Linked DNA regions of Homo sapiens: region 1 is linked to region 2. A link is an interaction called in ENCODE POLR2A ChIA-PET data of the cell type or tissue named here. Cell type or tissue: B cell. All regions are shown on one strand.

Region 1 (5,000 bases), 240 kb after region 2:
TCTAGGAGGTTGAGTCTGCAGTGAGCCAAGATCACACCACTGCACTCCAGCCTGGGCAATAAAGTGAGACCCTGTCCTAAAAAAAAGAAAAAAGACAACGTGGAACTGGCACAATTGATGTAGTGATCAATGTAATAGAATTAAGATTCCAGAAATAAACTCATATATCTATAGTCAATTGATTTTTGACAAGGGTGCCAAGACCATCCCATATGGAAATAATAGTTTTTCAACAAATGGTGCTGGGACAACTGGGTAGCCACATGCAAAGGACTGAAGTTCGATTTTTACCTCACACTGTTTACAAAAGATAAAATTGATGAGTGATGTAAAAGAGCTAAAACTAAAGTTCTTAGAAGACAACACGGGTAAAATCTTCATGACTTCGGGTTTTGCAAAGTCTCCTTAGATATGGCACCAAAAGCATGAGCAACAACAAAAATATAAGTTGGAACGCATCAAAATTTAAAAGTTTTGTGCCTCAAGGGACATCATGATGAAACACAACCCGCAGAAAGGGAGAAAATATTTGCAAATCACATATCTGATATCTGATAAGAGACTTGTATCTAGAATATATACTTAATAATAAAAAGGCAGTCTGGGCCGGGCATGGTGGCTCACGCCTGTAATCCCAGCACTTTGGGAGGCCGAGGTGGGTGGATCACCTGAGGTCAGGAGTTTGAGGACAGCGTGGCCAAGGTGGTGAAACCCCATCTCTACTAAAAATACAAAAATTAACTGGATGTGGTGGCAGGTGCCTGTAATCCCAGCTACTTGGGAGGCTAAGGCAGGAGAATCGCTTAAACCTGGGAGGCAGAGGTTGCAGTGAGCCGAGATCGCACCATTGCACTCCAGCCCAGGCAACAAGAGCGAAACTCCATCTCAAAAAAAAAAAAAAAAAAAAGACAATCTGGCCCGGGTGTGGTGGCTCACATCTGTATCCCAGCACTTTGGGAGGCCAAGGCAGGAGGATTGCTTGAGCTCAGGAGTTCAAGAACAGCCTGGACAACAAAGAGACTTTGTCTCTAAAAAAAAAAAAAAAAAAAAATTAGCCGGGCATGGTGGCATGTGCCTGTGGTCCCAGCTACACAGGAGTCTGAGGCAGGAGGATTGCTTGAGCCCGGGAGGTCAGGGTTGCAATAAGCTGTGTTCACGACAGAATAAGACCTCTCTCGAAAAAGAACAAAGAAAATCTGTTGGGCATGGTGGCATGCGCTTGTAGTCCTAGCTATGCAGGAGGATCCCTTGAGGCCAGGAGTTCAAGGCTGCGTTGTACTATGATTGTGCCTGTGAATAACCACTGCACTCCAACCTGGGCAACATAGTGAGATGTGGCTCCCTGAAAAATTGTTTTTTGGCCGGATGTGGTGGCTCATGCCTGTAATCCCAGCACTTTGGGAGGCCAAGGTGGGCAGATATCCTAAGGTCAGGAGTTTGAGACCAACCTGGCCAATATGGCGAAACCCAGTCTCTACAAAAATTAGCTGGGTGTGGTGGCGCATGCCTGTAGTCCCAGCTACGCGGGAGGCTGAGGCAAGAGAATTGCTTGAACTTAGGAGGCGGAGGTTGCAGTGAGCCACGATCGCACCAGTGCACTCCAGCCTGGGTGACAGAGCAAGACTTTGACTAAAAAAAAAAATTTTTTTTTTAAAGAAAAGTCAATTTAAAAGTGGGCAAAGGATCTGAATAGACATTCCTCCAGAAAAGATATAAAAGTGACCTATATAAGCACATGAAGAAATACTCGACATCATCAGTCATCAGAGAATTGCAGATCAAAACCACAATGAGATACCACTTCACAGCCACTGGGATGACTAGAATCAAAAAGTGAGATAAGTGTTGTCAAGGATGGGGAGAAATTGGAATTTTCATACACTGCTGCTGTGAATGTAAAATGGTGCAACTGCGTTGGAAAACAGCCTGGCAGGCCGGGCACGGTGGCTCACGCCTGTAATCCCAGCACTTTGGGAGGCCAAGAAGGGCGGATCATGAGGTCAGGAGATCGAGACCATCCTGGCTAACATGGTGAAACCCCATCTCTACTAAAAATACAAAAAATTAGCCGGGCGTGGTGGCAGGCGCCTGTAGTCCCAGCTACCTGGGAGGCTGAGGCAGGAGAATGGCGTGAACCCGGGAGGCGGAGCTTGCAGTGATCCGAGATGGCGCCACCGTACTCCAGCCTGGGCAACAGAGCAAGACTCCGTCAAAAAAGGGAAAACAGCCTGGCAGTTCCTCAGATGTTTAAATATAGAGTTAACCATATGACCCAGCAATTCCATTCATTCCTAGGTATATACCCAAGAGAAATAAAAACACGTTCACACAGAAACTTGTATATTAATGTTGATAGCAACATTATTCATAATAGCCAAAAGGTGGAAACAACTGAAATATTCATCAACAGATGAACACATAAAATGTGGCTCATCCACACTATGGAATATTATTTGTCCATAAGGTGAAATGAAGTACTGATTAATGCTACAACATGGATGAACCTTGAAAATATTGTGCTCAGTTAAAGAAGCCAGTCACAAAAGAGCACATACTATATGATTCCATTCATATGGAAGTCTAGAGCACAGGAATCTATAGACACAGAAAATAGATGAATGGTTTCTTAGGGTTCTGGATGAGGGAATGGGAAGATGGAATGGGGATTAACTTAAAAGGCACTAGGTTTCTTTTTGAGGTGGTGTAAATACTCTAAAATTGACTGTGGTGATGGTCACATGTATCTATGAGTATACAAAAAGCCATTGAAATGTATACTTTTTTTTTTTTTTACTTAGGAATACATTTTTTCCCCAAAAAATGCCATTGAAGTATATACTTTAAATGAGTGTATTTTATACTTTTTATTTGTTTGTTTCTTTTTGCGACAGCCTCTCCCTCTGTTGCCCAGGCTGGAGTGCAATGGTGTGATCTCAGCTCACTGCAACTTTTGCCTCCTGGGTTCAAGCTATCCGCCCACCTCAGCCTTCCAAGTAGCTGGGACTTACAGGTGCATGCCACCACACCCAGCTAATTTTTGTATTTTATTTTGTAGAGATGGGGTTTCATCATGTTGCCCAGGCTGGTCTCGAACTTCTGGACTCAAGCAATCTGCCTGCCTTAGCCTCCCAAAATGCTGGGATTACAGTAGTGAGTCACTGTGCCTGGCCAATTGTATACTTCAAATGAGTGAACTGTATGTGAATTATATGTCTTAATAAAGCTGTTAAAGCCTGGGTGCGGTGGCTTATGCCTGTAATCCCAGCACTTCGGGAGGCCGAGGTGGGTGGATCACTTGAGGTCAGGAGTTCAAGACCGGATTGGCCAGCATGGTGAAACCTTGTTGCTACTAAAAATACAAACATTAGCCGGGTGTGGTGACGGGTGCTTGTAATCCTAGCTACTTGGGAGGCTGAGGCAGGAGAACAGCTTGAACCTGGGAGGCTGACGTTGCACTGAGCCGAGATTGTGCCACTGCACTGCAGCCTGGGTGACAGAGACTCTGTCTAGAGAGAAAGAGAGAGAGAGAAAGGAAAAGAAAGAAATAAAGAGAGAAAGAGAAAGGAGGGAAAAAAGGAAAGGAGGGAGGGAGGGAAAGAGAAAGGAAGGAAAAAAGAAAAGAAAGAGAAAGAAAAAAGAAAGAGAAAAAAGGAGAAAGAAAGCTGTAAAAAAAAAAAAAAAAAGTGCCATTGGCCATCAGGTACATGAGTCTAAAGCCTGAGCTGGAAATAAAGACTTGGAAGTCCCTTTCCGTGCTACCTACAGAGGGGTCCATATGGCGTTGTTCTGGATTCCCGTCGTTAACTCAAAGGGAAACTTTCACAATGTCCGGAGCCCTTGATGTCCTGCAAATGAAGGAGGAGGATGTCCTTAAGTTCCTTGCAGCAGGAACCCACTTAGGTGGCACCAATCTTGACTTACAGATGGAACAGTATATCTATAAAAGGAAAAGTGATGGCATCTACATCATAAATCTGAAGGGAACCTGGGAGAAGCTTCTGCTGGCAGCTCGTGCTATTGTTGCCATTGAAAACCCTGCTGATGTCAGTGTTATATCCTCCAGGAATACTGGCCAGAGGGCTGTGCTGAAGTTTGCTGCTGCCACTGGAGCCACTCCAATTGCTGGCCACTTCACTCCTGGAACCTTCACTAACCAGATCCAGGCAGCCTTCTGGGAGCCATGGCTTCTTATGGTTACTGACCCCAGGGGCTGACCATCAGCCTCTCACAGAGGCATCTTATGTTAATCTACCTACCATCGCTCTGTGTAACACAGATTCTCCTCTGCGCTATGTGGACATTGCCATCCCGTGCAACAACAAGGGAGCTCACTGAGTGGGTTTGATGTGGTGGATGCTGGCTCGGGAAGTACTGTGCATGCGTGGCACCATTTCCCGTGAACACCCATGGGAGGTCATGCCTGATCTCTGCTTCTACAGAGATCCTGAAGAGATTGAAAAAGAAGAGCAGGCTGCTGCTGAAAAGGCAGTGACCAAGGAGGAATTTCAGGGTGAATGGTCTGCTCCAGCTCCTGAGTTCACTGCTACTCAGCCTGAGGTTGCAGACTGGTTTGAAGGTATACAGGTGCCCTCTGTGCCTATTCAGCAGTTCCTACTGAACAATGGAGCACTCAGCCTGCCACGGAATACTGGTCTGCAGCTCCCACTGCTCAGGCCACTGAATGGGTAGGAGCAACCACTGAATGGTCTTAAGCTGTTCTTGCATGGGCTCTTAAGCAACATGGAAAAATGGTTGATGGAAAATAAACATCAGTTTCTAAAAAATAAAAAAATAAAAAATAAAAATAAAAGACTTGGAAGTCATCATTACGTGGATGGTAGTTTTTCTTTTTTTTGGAGACAGGGTCTCACTCTGTCATCCAGGCTGGAGTGCAGTGGTGTGACCTCAGTTCACTGCAACCTCTGCCTCCCAGGCTCAAGAGATCTTCCTACCTCAGCCTCCTGAGTAGCTGGTGCACACCACCACTCCCTGCTAATTTT
Region 2 (5,000 bases):
CATAATTCTCAGAGATTTTGTTTGTTCCTTTTCATTCCTTTTTCTCTAATCTTGTCTGCCTATTTTATTTCAGCAAGATAGTCTTCAATCTCTTAAATTCTTTCCTCCACTTGGTCTATTCGGCTATTGATACTTATGATTGCATTGTGATGTTTTCATGTTGTGTTTTTCAGTTCCATCAAGTCATTTATGTTCCTCTCTAAGCTGGTTATTCTGATGAATAGCTCCTGTAATGTTTTATCCTGATTCTTAGGTTCTTTGCATTGAGTTAGAACATACTCCTTTAGCTCGGCAAAGTTCATTATTACCCACCTTCTGAAGCCTACTTCTGTCAGTTCATCCTTCTCAGCCTGAGCCCAGTTGTGTGCCCTGCTGGAGAGGTGTTACAATCATTTGGAGGAGAAGAGACACTCTGGCTTTTTGAGTTTTCAGCATTTTTTATTGATTCTTTCTCATCTTCCTGAGTTTATCTAGCTTTGATCTTTGAGTCTGCTGATCTTTGGATGGGCTTTTTGTGGGGACTTTTTTGTTGATGCTGTTGTTGTTGCTTTCTGTTTGTTTTTCTTTTAGCAGACAGGACCCTCTTTTGCAAGACTGCTGCAGTTTGCTGGGGGCCCACTCCAGATCCTATTCACCTGGGTCCCTCCCCACCCTGGTGGTGTCACCAGTGGAGGCTGCAGAACCGCAAAGATGGCTGCCTGCTTCTTCCTCTGGGAGCTCCGTCCAAGAGGGGCACCAAACTGATGACAGTGGGAGTGCTCCTGTATAAAGTGTCTGGTAACCCCTGCTGGGGAGTCTCACCCAGTCAGGAGTCACAAGATAAGGGACCCACTTAATGAAGCATTCTGTCTGTCCCTTGGCAGAAAGGATGTGCTGTGGTGGGGGGGATCCTACTTATCCAGACTGCCCAGATTCCTCAGAGCCAGCAGGGGAAAAGACTAAGTCTGATGATCCACAGAGTCCGCAGCCCCAGTACCCACAGGGACTCAATCCCAGGGAGATCAGGGTTCTGTCCATAAACCCTTGGCTGGAGTTGCTGAAATTCCCACAGGGAGGTCCCATTCAGTGAGGAGGGATGAGTCTGGGTCCAGCCTAAAGATGCAGTCTGGCCACAGTCTGCCACAGCTGCTGTGCTGCACCATGGGGAATTCCTCCTGGTTCCAAACCACCAGTCCCTCTGGCACTGGCAGGGGAAAGCAGCAGACAGAAGCTGCAGTGATGGCTGCTGCCCCTTCCCCCAAGAACTCAGTAGTCTTAGACGGTCTCCAGCCAAGTGGCAGCTGAGAATCTGCACAGCTCTGTGCTTGGGATCCAAGGCCCTTGTGGTGTTGGCTCACGAGGGGATCTCCTGGTCCATGGGTTGCACAGATCCATGGAAAAAGCATGGTTTCCTGGGTGGGGTAGCACAATCACTCACCACTTCCCTTGGCTGGGGGTGGGAGCACCCCTTGCCCCATCAGCTTCCAGGTGGGCTGTTGTTCCACCCTGTTTTCCTCACTCCCTGTGGGTCATGCCAACCACCTAGTCAGTCCCAATGAGTGAGCCTGGATACCTTAGTTGCTGGTGCAGGATTCACTCACTGTTTTCGTTCTTCTCAGTGGGATCCTCCAACCACAGCTGTTTCTAGTTAGTCATCTTGGCCCCTCCCCACATTTTATCTTTTCTTACTTATGCTTTTGGTGTCATATATCAGAATCCATTCCCAAATCAAAAATCATGAATATTTATCATTATGTTTTCTTCTAAGAGTTTTAGCTCTTATATTTAGGTGATCGATACATTTTGAGATAATTTTTGCATATAATGAGAGGAAGGGGCCCAACTTCATTCTGTTGAATGTGGATATCCAGTTGTCCCAGCACCATTTGTTAAAGAGAGCATTCTCTCCCTATTGAATGATCTTAGCACTCTTGTCAAAAATCACCTGGCCATAAATGTTTGGGTTTATTTATGGACTCTCAATTTAATTTCATATAGACATCTATAAGTTTATCTTTATGCCAGTACCACACTGTTTTGATTACCATATCTGTATCAGTTTTGAAATTGGAAAGTGTGAGTCCACCAATTTTGCTTTTCTTTTACAATATTGTTTTGGCTACTTGGGGCATCTTGAAATCACATATAAATTTGAGAATTAGCTTTTCCATTTATGAAAAAAAATCAACATTTTGATAAGGATTGCATTGACTCTATAAATTGCTTTTGGTGGTATCGGCATATTAATATTATCTTCCAATTAATGAACATAGGATGTATTTCCATTTATTTAGATTTTCTTTCTTTCAGAAATGTTATTTAGTTTTCAGTGTATTATCTTGAACTTCTCTGGTTAAATTATTGCCAGGTATTTTGTTCTTTTGAATGCTACTGTACATGGAACTGCTTTTCTTAACTTCTTTTTCAGATTGTTCATTGCTAGTGTGTAGGAACAGAACTGATTTTTATACATTGATTTTGTATCTTGCAACTTTGCTGAATTTATTTATTAGCTCTGATCATTTTTGTGGATTCTTTAGGATTTTCTATTTTCAACATCATGTTATCTGTGAATAGGAATAGTTTTACACATTCTTTTTCAATTGAGATGCATTTTATTTATTTTTCTTGCCTAATTGCTCTGGCTAGAACTTCCAGTTCAATATTAAATAGAAGTGGTGAGACTGGGCACTGTTGCCTTTTCATGCTGTTATTTGAAAGGCTTTTAGTCTTTTATCCTTGAGTAAAATGTTAGCTGTGGGTTTTCATAAATGCCTTTTATCAGACTGAGGAAGTTCCCTTCTATTTCTAGATTCTAAAGTGTTTTTATTTAAAAGGTGCTGGTTTTTTTCAAATGTTTTTTCTGCATCAACTAAGATGGCCATTAGTCTATTTTTCTTCATTCTGTTAATATCATATACTGCATTGATTGGTTTTCATGTATTGAACCACTTTTGCATTGCTGAGATAAATTCTACTTGGTCATGGTGTATAATCCCTTTAATATGAGCTGGATTCAGTTTGTTAGTATTCTGTTGAAAGTTTTTGCATCAATATTCATAAGGGATATCAGTCTGTAGTTTTCTTTTTTCTGATATTTTTGGCTTTGGTATCAGGGTAATGCTGACCTAGTAAAATGACTTAGGAAGTGTTTTTCTCCTCTTCTATTTTTGGGAAGAGCTTGAGAATAATTGAAACTAATTATTCTTTGAATAATTAGTAGAATTTACCAGTGAAGCCATCTGGATTTTCTTTGTCAGGAGGTTTTTGAGTACTGATTCAATCTCTTTTCTTGTTATAGGTCCTCTTTAATTTTTTATTTCTTCTTAAGTCAGTCTTGGTATTTTATGTGTTTCCAGAAATCTATTTCATCTAGGTTATTCAATTTGTTGGCATATAGTTATTTATAGTGTTCTCTTAATCCTTTTAGTTGTTATTTCTATAAGATCTGTAGTAATGTCTCCACTTCTATGTCTACTTTTAGTAATTTGAATCTTTTCTATTTTATTCTTTGTCAATCTAGCTAAAGGTTTGTCAATTTTGTTTATCTTTTCAAAGAACCAACTTTTGGTTTCATTGATTATTTCTCTTGTTTTTCTATTCTCTATGTTATTTATCTCTGCTCTAATTTTTATGATTTGCTTCATTCTAATAGCTTTGGGTTTAGTTTGCTCTTCTTTGTCTAGTTTTTTAAAGTGTAAATTTCCTCCTTCTTTATTTTTTTAATATACTTTAAGTTCTAGGGTACATGTGCACATCGTGCAAGTTTGTTACATAGGTATATATGTGCCATGTTGGTTTGCTGCACCCATCAACTCGTCATTTACATTAGGTATTTCTCTTAATGCTATCCCTCCCCCAGCTCCCCACCCCCTGACAGGCCCCAGTGTGTGATGTTCCCCACCCTGTGTCCAAGTGTTCTCATTGTTCAATTCCCACCTATGAATGAGAACATGTGGTGTTTGGTTTTCTGTCCTTGTGACAGTTTGCTGAGAATGATGGTTTCCAGCTTCATCCATGTCCCTACAAAGGACAAGAGCTCTTCCTTTTTTATGGCTGCATAGTATTCTATGGTATATATGTGCCACATTTTCTTAATCCAGTCTATCATTGTTGGACATTTGGGTTGGTTCCAAATCTTTGCTATTGTGAATAGTGCCACAACAAACATACGTGTGCATGTGTCTTTACAGTAGCATGATTTATAATCCTTTGGGTTTATACCCAGTAATGGGATGGCTGGGTCAAATGGTATTTCTAGTTCTAGATCCTTTAGGAATTGCCACACTGTCTTCCACAATGGTTGAACTAATTTACACTCCCACCAACATTGTAAAAGTGTTCCTGTTTCTCCATATCCTCTCCAGCATCTGTTGTTTCCTGACTTTTTAATGATAGCCATTCTAACTGGTGTGAGATGGTATCTCATTGTGATTTTGGTTTGCATTTCTCTGATGACCAGTGATGATGAGCATTTTTTCATATGTCTGTTGGCTGCATAAATGTCTTCTTTTGAGAAGTGTCTTCATATCCTTTGCCCACTTTTTGATGGGATTTTTTTTTTCTTGTAAATTTGTTTAAATTCTTTGTAGATTCTAGATATTAGCGCTTGGTCAGATGGGTAGATTGCAAAAATTTTCTCCCATTATGTAGGTTGTCTGTTCACTCTGATGGTAGTTTCTTTTGCTGTGCAGAAGCTCTTTAGTTTAATTAGATCCCATTTGTCTATTTTGGCTTTTGTTGCCATTGCTTTTGGTGTTTTAGTATTGAAGTCGTTGCCCATACCTATATCCTGAATGGTATTGCCTAGGTTTTCTTCTACAGTTTTTATGGTTTTAGGTCTAACATTTAAGTCTTTAATCCATCTTGAATTAAATTCTGTATAAGGTGTAAGGAAGGGATCCAGTTTCAGCTTTCTACATATGGCTAGCCAGTTTTCCCAGCACCATTTATTAAATAGGGAGTCCTTTCTCCATTTCTTGTTTTTATCAGGTTTGTCAAAGATCAGATGGTTGTAGATG

The links. ChIA-PET counts read pairs that join two places held together with the same protein. Peaks named below come from ENCODE experiments on the same cell type or tissue, not always from the same donor. Only the 100,000 strongest peaks of a DNase experiment are listed, where the experiment ranks them.
Region 1: POLR2A ChIA-PET joins it to region 2 with 8 read pairs; 2 of 35 experiments call an interaction of 5 or more read pairs at or near these places.

The regions. Positions count from the first base shown.
Region 1 is chr1:160,266,051-160,271,050 of GRCh38, reverse strand. It overlaps the pseudogene RPSAP18. Among named protein-coding and RNA genes, the nearest start is that of DCAF8, 6.0 kb to the right of the region's middle. In B cell, no CTCF peak of the experiment used is centred here; no DNase peak of the experiment used is centred here.
Region 2 is chr1:160,508,357-160,513,356 of GRCh38, reverse strand. The region is part of intron 1 of SLAMF6 (SLAM family member 6); the gene reads left to right. Among named protein-coding and RNA genes, the nearest start is that of SLAMF6, 12 kb to the left of the region's middle. In B cell, no CTCF peak of the experiment used is centred here; no DNase peak of the experiment used is centred here; H3K27ac peaks cover 1,219 bases.